Regions from separate parts of the Mus musculus genome. Here region 2 is linked to region 1. The links are chromatin loops, found by intact Hi-C in ENCODE. Cell type or tissue: gastrocnemius. All regions are shown on one strand.

The links. A loop is a pair of places that touch in the nucleus more often than their neighbours do. Peaks named below come from ENCODE experiments on the same cell type or tissue, not always from the same donor. Only the 100,000 strongest peaks of a DNase experiment are listed, where the experiment ranks them.
Region 2: a loop joins it to region 1, with 6 times the contacts of the local background. A loop is called at or near these places in 29 of 42 quality-filtered maps.

What each region holds. Positions count from the first base shown.
Region 1 is chr13:108,345,338-108,350,337 of GRCm38, reverse strand. The region is part of intron 2 of Depdc1b (DEP domain containing 1B); the gene reads right to left. Among named protein-coding and RNA genes, the nearest start is that of Depdc1b, 32 kb to the right of the region's middle. In gastrocnemius, a CTCF peak has its summit at 3,113 (motif pointing left); DNase peaks (open chromatin) are centred at 533 and 3,099.
Region 2 is chr13:109,207,814-109,212,813 of GRCm38, reverse strand. The region is part of intron 3 of Pde4d (phosphodiesterase 4D, cAMP specific); the gene reads right to left. Among named protein-coding and RNA genes, the nearest start is that of Mir582, 110 kb to the left of the region's middle. In gastrocnemius, a CTCF peak has its summit at 2,202 (motif pointing right); DNase peaks (open chromatin) are centred at 664, 2,208 and 4,016; H3K4me3 peaks cover 1,118 bases; H3K27ac peaks cover 1,343 bases.

The DNA.
Region 1 (5,000 bases):
AATTTGAAAACCAAACCCACTTCAGCCTTTCAAAATGAAATGAGCAGTCAGGACTTTCAACCTTCAGGGCATTGGAAGTATCTAAGAAAGATACTCCACTGCAGACACGGGCTATTTCCTGTGAAACAAATGACTCCAAATGCTGAGCAGAGAATCTAGAGGAGACCCATGAGCCACACTGGACCCTAGGAAGTGGCAGAAATGGCAGACCTATATCCAATGGCATTTCCAAAGTGCTATGGACCAGCCAGCCATCAGTAGATGTGATGACTCAGTTGTCCTACTGGAGAAGGTAAGTAGAGTTGCAAATGAAAGAAAGTTGTTATAGCCAGAGGCAAACTATGACAGATGATATTTTCCAAGGATAGCCACAACATATTTCCCATCCATATGTCCCTCCTGTCCCATCCCGTCTGCTTTTCCCACCCAATATGTGACTGATAGCTTCCCATCCACAGGGGGTCTCTCCACCAGACCCCTCCCCCTATTCGAGAGGGCTATGAGATTGCTCTGACAAGCAGAATACAGAAGTGAAGCTCTGCCAGTTCCGGGCACAGACCGTGGCTGCCTGCCAACCTTCTCTTCTTGCCTACTGAAAATACTTGTACTCAAGATGCTCATGTTTGACACACAATCTCTTCCAAGTCACCTAACCATGTAAGTATGGAAACTGCACTAACCCCATCATACTACACAAAGCCCGTATCACAGGGAGCAGCCTGGGAGAATGAGACCTCGTGTAGAGAGATGAACAGACCAACATGCAGCAAAGGCCATTGCAAGAGAAGGAACTCACAGATCCACTCTTCAGAGGTGGAAACCTGCTAGTTGCACTCCTTCTAAGTTCTTGACAGAGGAGGGGATGGGGAGGGGGAGGTCTGGGCATAATGGAACATTATGATCCCATCCCAAAGCAGGGGAACTGAGAGCTCAAAACCAAACGGGGCTGAAATCATCAATTCTCAGGCACCTTTGGATTATAAAGTCTTTCTCAAAAATAACAGCTTAAAATTTGTAAAATAGGACTTTAAGCCACTGAAGTTTGGGTAACATTGTCTCCCAGCCATTAGAAAATCAGAGCACTGCCTAATTCACACCCTGAATCTCAATTATGGTTTGTTTGTATCTCCTGTTATGATCACTTAACTTCGACGATAAAAATCTTACTACTTTTCTCAAAATAAAAATTATCATAGAGGCTGAGGAAATAGCTTATTGGGTAAAAGCACTAGGCATGCAGGCTTGAGGCCCTGAGTTCAAGTCCTCAGTACCTATGCAAAGAGTCAGGCATGACTGCCCATGCCTGTAACCCTAGAAGTGGAAGGCAGAGAAGGGCAGAGCCCCAGAGCTCACTGGCCAGCCTAGCCAAAGCTACGATTCAGTTCAATGGGAAGATACCTGATATATCACACACACAGACACACACAGACACACACAGACACACACACACACCACCACCACCACCACACTACACTACACCACACACGCACAAGAGTCATAGCAAAAATATGAAATTTAAGATTAAAATATAAGGAAAATAACTGTCAGACTCCGGGTAAAGAAGCCTTTTTAAAATATGTCTTTCCTGGGGACGGGCTGACAGGCCACAGCTTGTACAGGACAGAGCACAACTGCAGAAGTTGGTTCTTCTTTTCCACCTTCCAGGGTCTAGTGACTGAATTCAGGTAGCCATGCTTGACAGCAGTAGCATGAATTCCAGTCCACCAGAGCTAGGAAGGGGGATGGAGGGGGGGGCAGGGCTGGGCAAAGCACAGTACAGCATAAGCAGACAAAACTGAAGGCTGAAGGTGTAGCTCATTTCCTAGCAGTGCAAAAGGGAGAATGGGAGACTTGTGTCATCCATATATCTGGTGGAAGATTAATTCACACAATATCTTATTTTAACTACTAAGAATCTATTAGAAGAAAAAGTTCTGAAGAAAGGCAAAATTGTAAAGCAAACATGTCTAGATACAGAACTGGGGACAATAAGCACATATAAAATGACACTCAGCCTCCTTGGCCACCAAGGTAATTCCAAATGACATCACAGTGAGGTGGCACTTCTTACACACTGGGCTGGCAAGGTGTAAATCAGTCCTTGGCAGTCCTACCAGTAGAATAAAAATTAGCAAATGAACTCTGGAAAAGAATTTGTCATTTCCAAGTTGAATGTGCCCAAATCCTCTAAATGTAATACTCTCCTAGATAACGCTGGCCACCCTAAAATAACACGGGCCTGTACAGAACAGAGTGTCCACGGCAGACCACGACAACATTGTTGTATGGGCAAAACAGTGCAAGCAACCCGAATCCCCAGTGACAGGGAAACAGTATGGAATATCAGTAGACAGAGGACAAACAGCCATGAGAATGCAACAAGCTATAATTATACACATCAGTATGAATAAATCTTTAAAAACTACAAGAAACAAAAGAATATATAAGAGTCTCTCTCCTCCTCCCTTTCTCTTTGTCTTCTTCTTTCCTCTCTTCTCTCTCTCTCTTTTCCTCCTTTCTACCTTCTCTCTTTCCCCTGCATTTCTATAATAAAGCTCTAAAACCATTTTTAAAAAAAAAGAATATATAAGAGGACACATACTCTGATGAGTTTTATACAAAAGTCAAAGGCAGAGAAAATATTTCCAAAACAAAATTGGGGAGAAGGCTCAGTGGTTAGGGGCACTTGTTGCTCTTACAGAGACCCAACTTCAGTTCCCAGCATCCACACAGTGCCTCATAATCATCTATAACTCCAGTTCCAGGGGACCCAATGCCCTCTTCTGACTTACGCAGGCACCAGATATGCACATAATACACACACACATACATACATGTAGGAAAATACTTCTACACATAAGTGCTAGAAAATAGTAATAAATTCTTTAAAGACAATATAGATAAGCGGTTCAAGAAAAAATAAATAAACCAGAAGCAGTGGATTAATTAATACCTAACCCCTAACATTGCTAACCTCTGGGGAGGAGAAGAAACTGGGCAGAGAGGGATCCGTTGTACTGTCAATGCACACAGTGTTAGATGCACAGAGTCTATCAGCTCCTGCATAAGATGCCTTTCTTTCACAGAGAACATTCAAAGGAGCATGGCTCCCTCTGCTGGGTAGCCTTTACAACTGTTTTTAAAGACTGTAAGTCATAAATTTCAGAACTGTAAAGTCCCGTTGAAGGCATAGTGCAGTCCACATGTGTATACTGGAGGCATGGAGAGCTGAAAAGCCATCAGCCTCCCTGACTAGCAACGAAGCAACCCTGGTGTCTGGGTGCTTTCTCTACTGCCAAACAATGGAGGGAAGCGCCTTTTTTAAAAAATGCATACTGTAACTTCCATCCTTTGAGATATTTATTTAAAAATAAAATAAAGTTATTTTTAATCAAAAGCACTATAGAATATGTAGGTCATAAGGAAAACACACTTTCTAAATCTCTGAGGATTAGCAGGATGGTTCAGTAGTTAAGGACAGTTGCTGCCCTTCTAGACTACCAGAGTTCAGCTCCCAGCAGCTACATTAAGCAGCTCACAACCACCAGCATCAGGAGATTCCAAGAGGAGTAGTCTGCACTCCTCCAACACATACACACCATAAATAAAAATAAAGATAAAATATTCAATAAATCTCTGTAGACTTGACTGGTAGGTAACAGATTTCTCACCCTATTTTAAACTCTCTTCCAAGTAATATGTTGAAATTCTTCCTTGTTTATTAACAAAAGTTTGCAACACCTGCAGCTTCAGCCAACCAGTCGCTTTGCCTCAGTGACCTAAGGGTTTATACTAACAAAACTCAGCAATAAACCCTGCCAGATATCAATTATCGCTCTCCAAGGCTGCTGTTGATTAGAAATCCATGAATTAGACAGATCTTCAACAATTCTAAGGGGTAACTGTACTCTATAAAGCCTCTTGTCATACCTAGTAGTATGATATATGTATGTGTGTACATATATGTATATATGGCAAATATGGTGCAATGCCATGTAAATACTGAAATTTTGCTAATAACTATATTTCACAAAACTGCTTGAACGTGTGTCAGGTTCATTAGTATCATCAAAATCATGAACAATTTAAAGTCTAATGAAACAAGTTCATGATCAAAATAACTTAAGACTACAAAGTACTGTAGAGCACTAGGCATTAAACAGAAAGATCTGTGCTCTGTTTATGACTTAAAAGACTTGACTTCGTTAAGAAGTAAAATTCCAGACCTGATCCTGTGCCACAGAACTACATGCCAAAATCCCACCAGGAGAGAGCTAGTCAGTCTCCCAGGAGTGCTGACACACCTGTGAGCACAGGTAAGACCACCACTTATGTTCAAATTCCTGACCCAAGAGGGACCAGCCCAGAGCCATCAGGATACAGGAACCAAGGAACAGCCAGGGACAGGATCCTTCTGATTTCTGTCTGCATCCCGGAGCTGACCTTGTGCCACGGCTCTCCAAACCCAAATTCCTCCAGGAGAAAACTGATCTCTGAGGACTACTGACACACAGGCTTGCAGGAGGGACAAGCCACAGTCAGAGACAGCGAAACCAGCTAACACCAGAGACAACCAGATGGCGAACAGCAGATAAACCCTTAGCCAAACTAACCAGGGGGCACAGAGACAGTATCCAAATTAACAAAATCGGAAATGAAACGGGAGATATAACAAGAGAAACTGAGAAAGCCAAAAAAAAAAAAAAAAAAAAAAACCATCAGATCCTACTATAAAAGACTATACTCAACACAACTGGAAAATCTGGATGAAATGGACAATTTTCTAGACAGATACCAAATACCAAAGTTAAATCAGGATCAGATGAATGATCTAAGCAATCTCATAACCCCTAAGGAAATAGAAGCAATCATTAAAAGTCTCCCAACCAAAAAAAGCCCAGGACCAGATGGGTTTAGTGCAGAGTTCTACCAAACCTTCAAAGAAGACCTAATACCAATACTTTCAAACAATTCCACAAAATAGAAACAGAAGGAACACT
Region 2 (5,000 bases), 860 kb before region 1:
GTCGGAGTGCCTCAGCTCTAACTCAGCTCTCAAGAATCGTCACCTGGAGTCAGTGCCCACTGATTGGATTCCATTAGTTTGAATCCTGTTGGTGTCGTCTTCCTTATCGGTCAGCCCCCGTGTCACCACATCAGATCCACAGAGGACTTTCCCCCATTCTCCTGGTTACTCTGCCCTCTAACCTCCCCAACTTAACCTGCATTTTGGTCAAGGTTGATGCATGGTCTTGGTCAGTGAAACGTGGGAACATTTTTGGTGCGTATTGACCTTAAATACCTGAGGCTGTGTTAATGTCTGTGGCAACGGATTCACTTGGTAAGAGGGCCTCTTTCCCCAAACGCATAATTGGGAAAGAAGGTGGCAAGAAAGAGGCAGTGGGGGGTAGTTAGGAGGGATTTGGAGAATGGTAAGCCATGGATAGTGAAGGTCACCGACAGAGCTAAGGGGAACTTGGCCTCAAGGGAAACGGCACTGTTTCCTGTGGCACAAATGTTGCCGCAGAAGTCCAGGCTATCCAAAAAGCAATCGGCTGTCCTGACCTCAGGCACAGTGAGCGTCATCTTCTCTCCCATAGATGATCTGCCTGCCTGAGCCAGCCTCTTCCCTGGCAACAGGGAAGCCATGGGTCCGGATGAGAACTGCGGGAACCTCAGCCCCAGAGGTTTCGGTTTGGATTCTCCCGTGTGGCCCCTTCCTAAGTATCCCCCATCAAGGCGCGGGGCTTTTCTCACGCAGTTCTCATTTGTACAAACAGAAATAACCAAACCTCCCTGCAGTGACTGGGGCGCTGCTCCTGAGCCGTTTGCAAAAGGATTTCTCACGTTTAGATGTCCACTCCCTTAGATCTGGGTGAGTTCCAAGACTTTAGGCTTGGAAAGCAGAATGCTTTCCCCGATCCCTGTGGCCAGGCATAGGGGGATGCTAAATCCTGTTCCAATAGGTGCTCGACTGTCCCTTATGTCACCTGGTCACAGGTTTTTCTGGTTGTACCATTTCTTTTCACGCGTGTGACTTTAGAAAGCATGGTTTTAACAGCCCCAAGGAGTTTCCCTTTGGCTGCCTCTTCTCCCCCACCCCCCATTCCCCATAAGTGATCTCTCATACAGTCTGAGGCACCGGAAGCACCCTCTTATTAGCAGCTGAAGTGGCTCTCCCAGGCAATAGCAGGAGAAATACCAGAGGGCAAGTGCTGAACGTTGCTCACCTTCATGCTGGGTTAAGCTGCAGTTCGTTCACCCTGTGACATGATGTAATATTCCTAAATTCTGATAACAGTGAACTCGTCTATCCTTTCTACGCCTGTAAGGCTTGCTGTTAAGATGGTCTGTGATTTATTACTAAGCACTACCTGTCTGTATTTAAGTGATTCTTCGTGGGTATTTACTTCTGGTCCAGTCACAGTCTGTTTTGATGCTTGCTTACTGGTTTTTTGCTAAATGCACCGCTATGATTTTTGTTCTTGTTTGTTGTTGCTGTTGCTTTTGTTTGTTTGGTTTTTGGTTTGGTTTGGTTTTGCCTCCTTTAGAGCAGCAGAGAGTTTGGGTAAAAGTCACTCAGCAGGCCAGCCTTTTAATGGACCAGTCCTGTTGTATAGTAATGGGAGGAGCATTGCTGATGTTGGTTCTACAGCCCTAAGACACTGCTAAGACACTGACTCTCCCCCCCACCCCCACCCAAAGCATAGAAAACACATGTGTGCATAGATCATAAAGGTTAGTATCAGGGAGCAACTGTGGAGATGAACTAAAGTGTTTACCTCCATAGCTCATCACATCTTACCATCCAACTCACACACACACACACACACACACACACACACACACACTCACACATACACATATACACACAGACTCCCTCCCACCCCACACCCACAGCTATTGGCTAGTTTTTTACCAGAAACTTAGAATCAATCTTAATAATTACTCTAAAAGGTAGATTTATTTGCTGTAATAATTTCTAGGGTGATAAATTGTTTTTAGGTACCTCTTCCCACAAATGATGAGAAAATCTGACTATCTGACTGTAGGGCAAGGAGTAAAAATATAATATTCAATAAAGCAACTTGGGAAAGTGCGCAAAAAGTGACCCCCCCATTCTTAGCAAAAGTAAACTGTGTGGATTTTCTAGATAACCTGTATTTGGTTACAATCTAAGTGGTTGAATCCCAGTTTCAACCAAGGACTGTGGCTGCAGACATCACATTGGCCACAGGGCGGCACTGCAGGTCACCTAATGGAGCAGATGCACAGTTGAAATGTTTGAAAACTGCCTCTAAAATTCTGAAATTCAGTCCAACGAGGGGAGAAAAAAACGTCATGGGGGATAACACAAAGCTAGACACACAGTTCTACTCATTAACAAGAGCAATTAAAGCTACAGGACTCAGGAAAGAATCAAGTTAGCCAGTTAAAGACTTGGAGACTGTGTTTTTAAAGCACACACTTTATTATCTATCTATCTATCTATCTATCCATCCATCCATCCATCCATCCATCCATCCATCCATCCATCCATCTGATTTTTATGTGTTTATGTTACTATTGCTGATGTGTAAATGTGCATGTGGAAGTCAGAACATAACCATGGCCATCATTCTTCAAGCATAACTACTTTGTTATTTGAGATGGGGGTCTCTCAGTGACCTGGGGCTCCCTCTTATGCAGGCTAGAGTGACTAACTAGTTGTCCTCATCAGCACCAGGATTACAAGCATAGCCTATACCACGTGTCCAGTTTAGGTTTGTTTGGTGTAATATGGGTTCTAGGATTTGACCTCAAGTCTTCATGCTTGGAAACCACTTTACCAACTGAGAGATCTCCTTAGTCCCAAAGCTTAAAATGTTTATGATCAGGCCCTCTTAGAGAAGAGGTATGTTGACCTTTGCACTAGATCTACGATACTTTTCAGTGAGCCACATGGAAATAATAATTCCAGTTAAAGAAACTTCAATCCAGGACTGGCCAGCCACAAGTACCTGCTTCCTCAAATGTGTATCAGGAATTGGATGAAGTCACTGTCTGTTGTCGTTTCCAGTGAGTCACACCCAGACATATGAGGCCAACGGGAGAGACATTCAAACCATACCCAGAGACTTCGGTGTTGGACATGATCTTGGAGGGCAATGTCGGTGTTGGGAATGAACTCAGAGGGCAGGGGACACAACTGTTTGTTTTTCTGCTTCTAGTTGAGAGTTATACCAAACAAAGGAAATGGCCTGGGTCCCCAGCCACAGGATGGGCGTGGCTTCCGTTTGAGCTTCAAGCAAGGTGCTTAGGGCTCTCTACAGGGACAAGCCACAATGTGCAATGTGGGAAAGCCTGCTTTTGTTTGGAGATTTAGTTCTCAGTGTGGTGAAAAGAGTTTGGAGTGTAAGGGAGAAGTCCTCAGGCTCAGATCAATGGGAAGACGTAAAACCATGGCAGAGTTGGGAAAGGGTTGTTAGCAATAAAAGAATTGCTGAAGAGAACCACGGTAATAATTTTCGCAAGAAAGGACTGCGAATGTAGCCAAGAATAGTCCTTAGAGTCTTAGCTACATACTCCATTTATTCTGTATAGACCCTAACTAATAACGCAAGTGAGAGATGTTACAGATAAAGCAGTGTTTCTGAAGGAAGCAGATACCTGTGGGGAAATTCTCAGCACTAGGGAAGCACAGAGGGAGTGATGGACAATGAATCTCTTGAAGATCAACAGAAGTACAAGATCCGCTGCCCTCCTTTGAGTTGCAACCCGGGGAACTGAAAGGGGTGGACAGGTGGACAAGAGTGTCTGAGCAGGAGGACAGTGGGAGAGAGGTGACATCCTAAATCTCATCCAAATGACTACATGAACTTAAAACCAAAATGAACAAAGGAATTTACACTCTCCAAAAGGTGTGGGGAACTGGAAGAACAGTGAGGAAGAGCTTGCCGCTGAGTGGCCGCCCTACGGGTGCCTGAAACCACTGCGCAACTGCTGAAGTAGCACGTGGTTACTGGACAGACGAGAGCGAGCCAATGATGCTCTAGGGGGGATCAGGTTGGTTCCCGCCAACGCCGCGTAGCACACAAAGGAGCCACGAGAGCTCCCGCTACCCCTGGCGTGCTCTTAGTCGCCTCTGCCACTTCTGAGCTGTGTGATATGAAGTATGTTTTTTTAACCTTTCTCTTCCTTGGCTTGCACACTACTCCAGTGGGCACAATGGTGGGATCGGATACATATAAGGATTAAATCCTTTCTTACGTATGAGATACTTAGAGCAGACATTGGTGCTAAGCCGTTATCAGCCATTGTTAGTGACTCTACCATCAGACCATTGGCTGCGGCTGCATCCCAGGCCCTGGCAGGCTGTGAGCATGGCCAGGCTGAAGAGGCACTGGGAGTGGCTGACACACAGTAGGCCTGTATCTAGCCACCTGGCTGTTAAGAACAACTTGCATCAACTTGCATAAATCCTTTCCTTTCTAGTCTGGGCTGTCCTCGGCTCTGCCCTGCTCAACACTTGTTCATGAACGAGACCTGAAATAACTTCATTTTATTTAGACAGTTGGGAAATATTCCAAGTCCATAAAAATAACCTTCAACATTTAGATTCCTTTCACTAAGAACACACTCAGAGAGAGACAGAAAGCCTCTTGGAAGTGTGCGCCTGCGTGTGTGCGTGCGCGTGTGACCAAGCGGCACGTGCATTAAGCTAAACCTCAAAAGATCTCCCACTAGCGCAAATGTTTACCAAGCATGTGATGTGCAGCTAGGCATGGTCCTGTCTCAGTCAGCTTATCGTTGCTGTTGACAGAATGCCTGAGAAACAAAGGAGGGAGGCTCTGCCTTAGCTCCTGCTTTCAGAAGTTTCCGTCTACGGTACCTGGGCTCCACTATTGTGGGGCCAAGGTGAGGCAGAAGAGACTGGCCTAGTATGTGTGGTGAAGGTAGGTACTTCTCTCTAGGATGTCAGAAAGAGATATCCTGAGACAAGATCTGAGAACAGGATGTGACTCTCAAAGGCTGGCCACCAGTGGT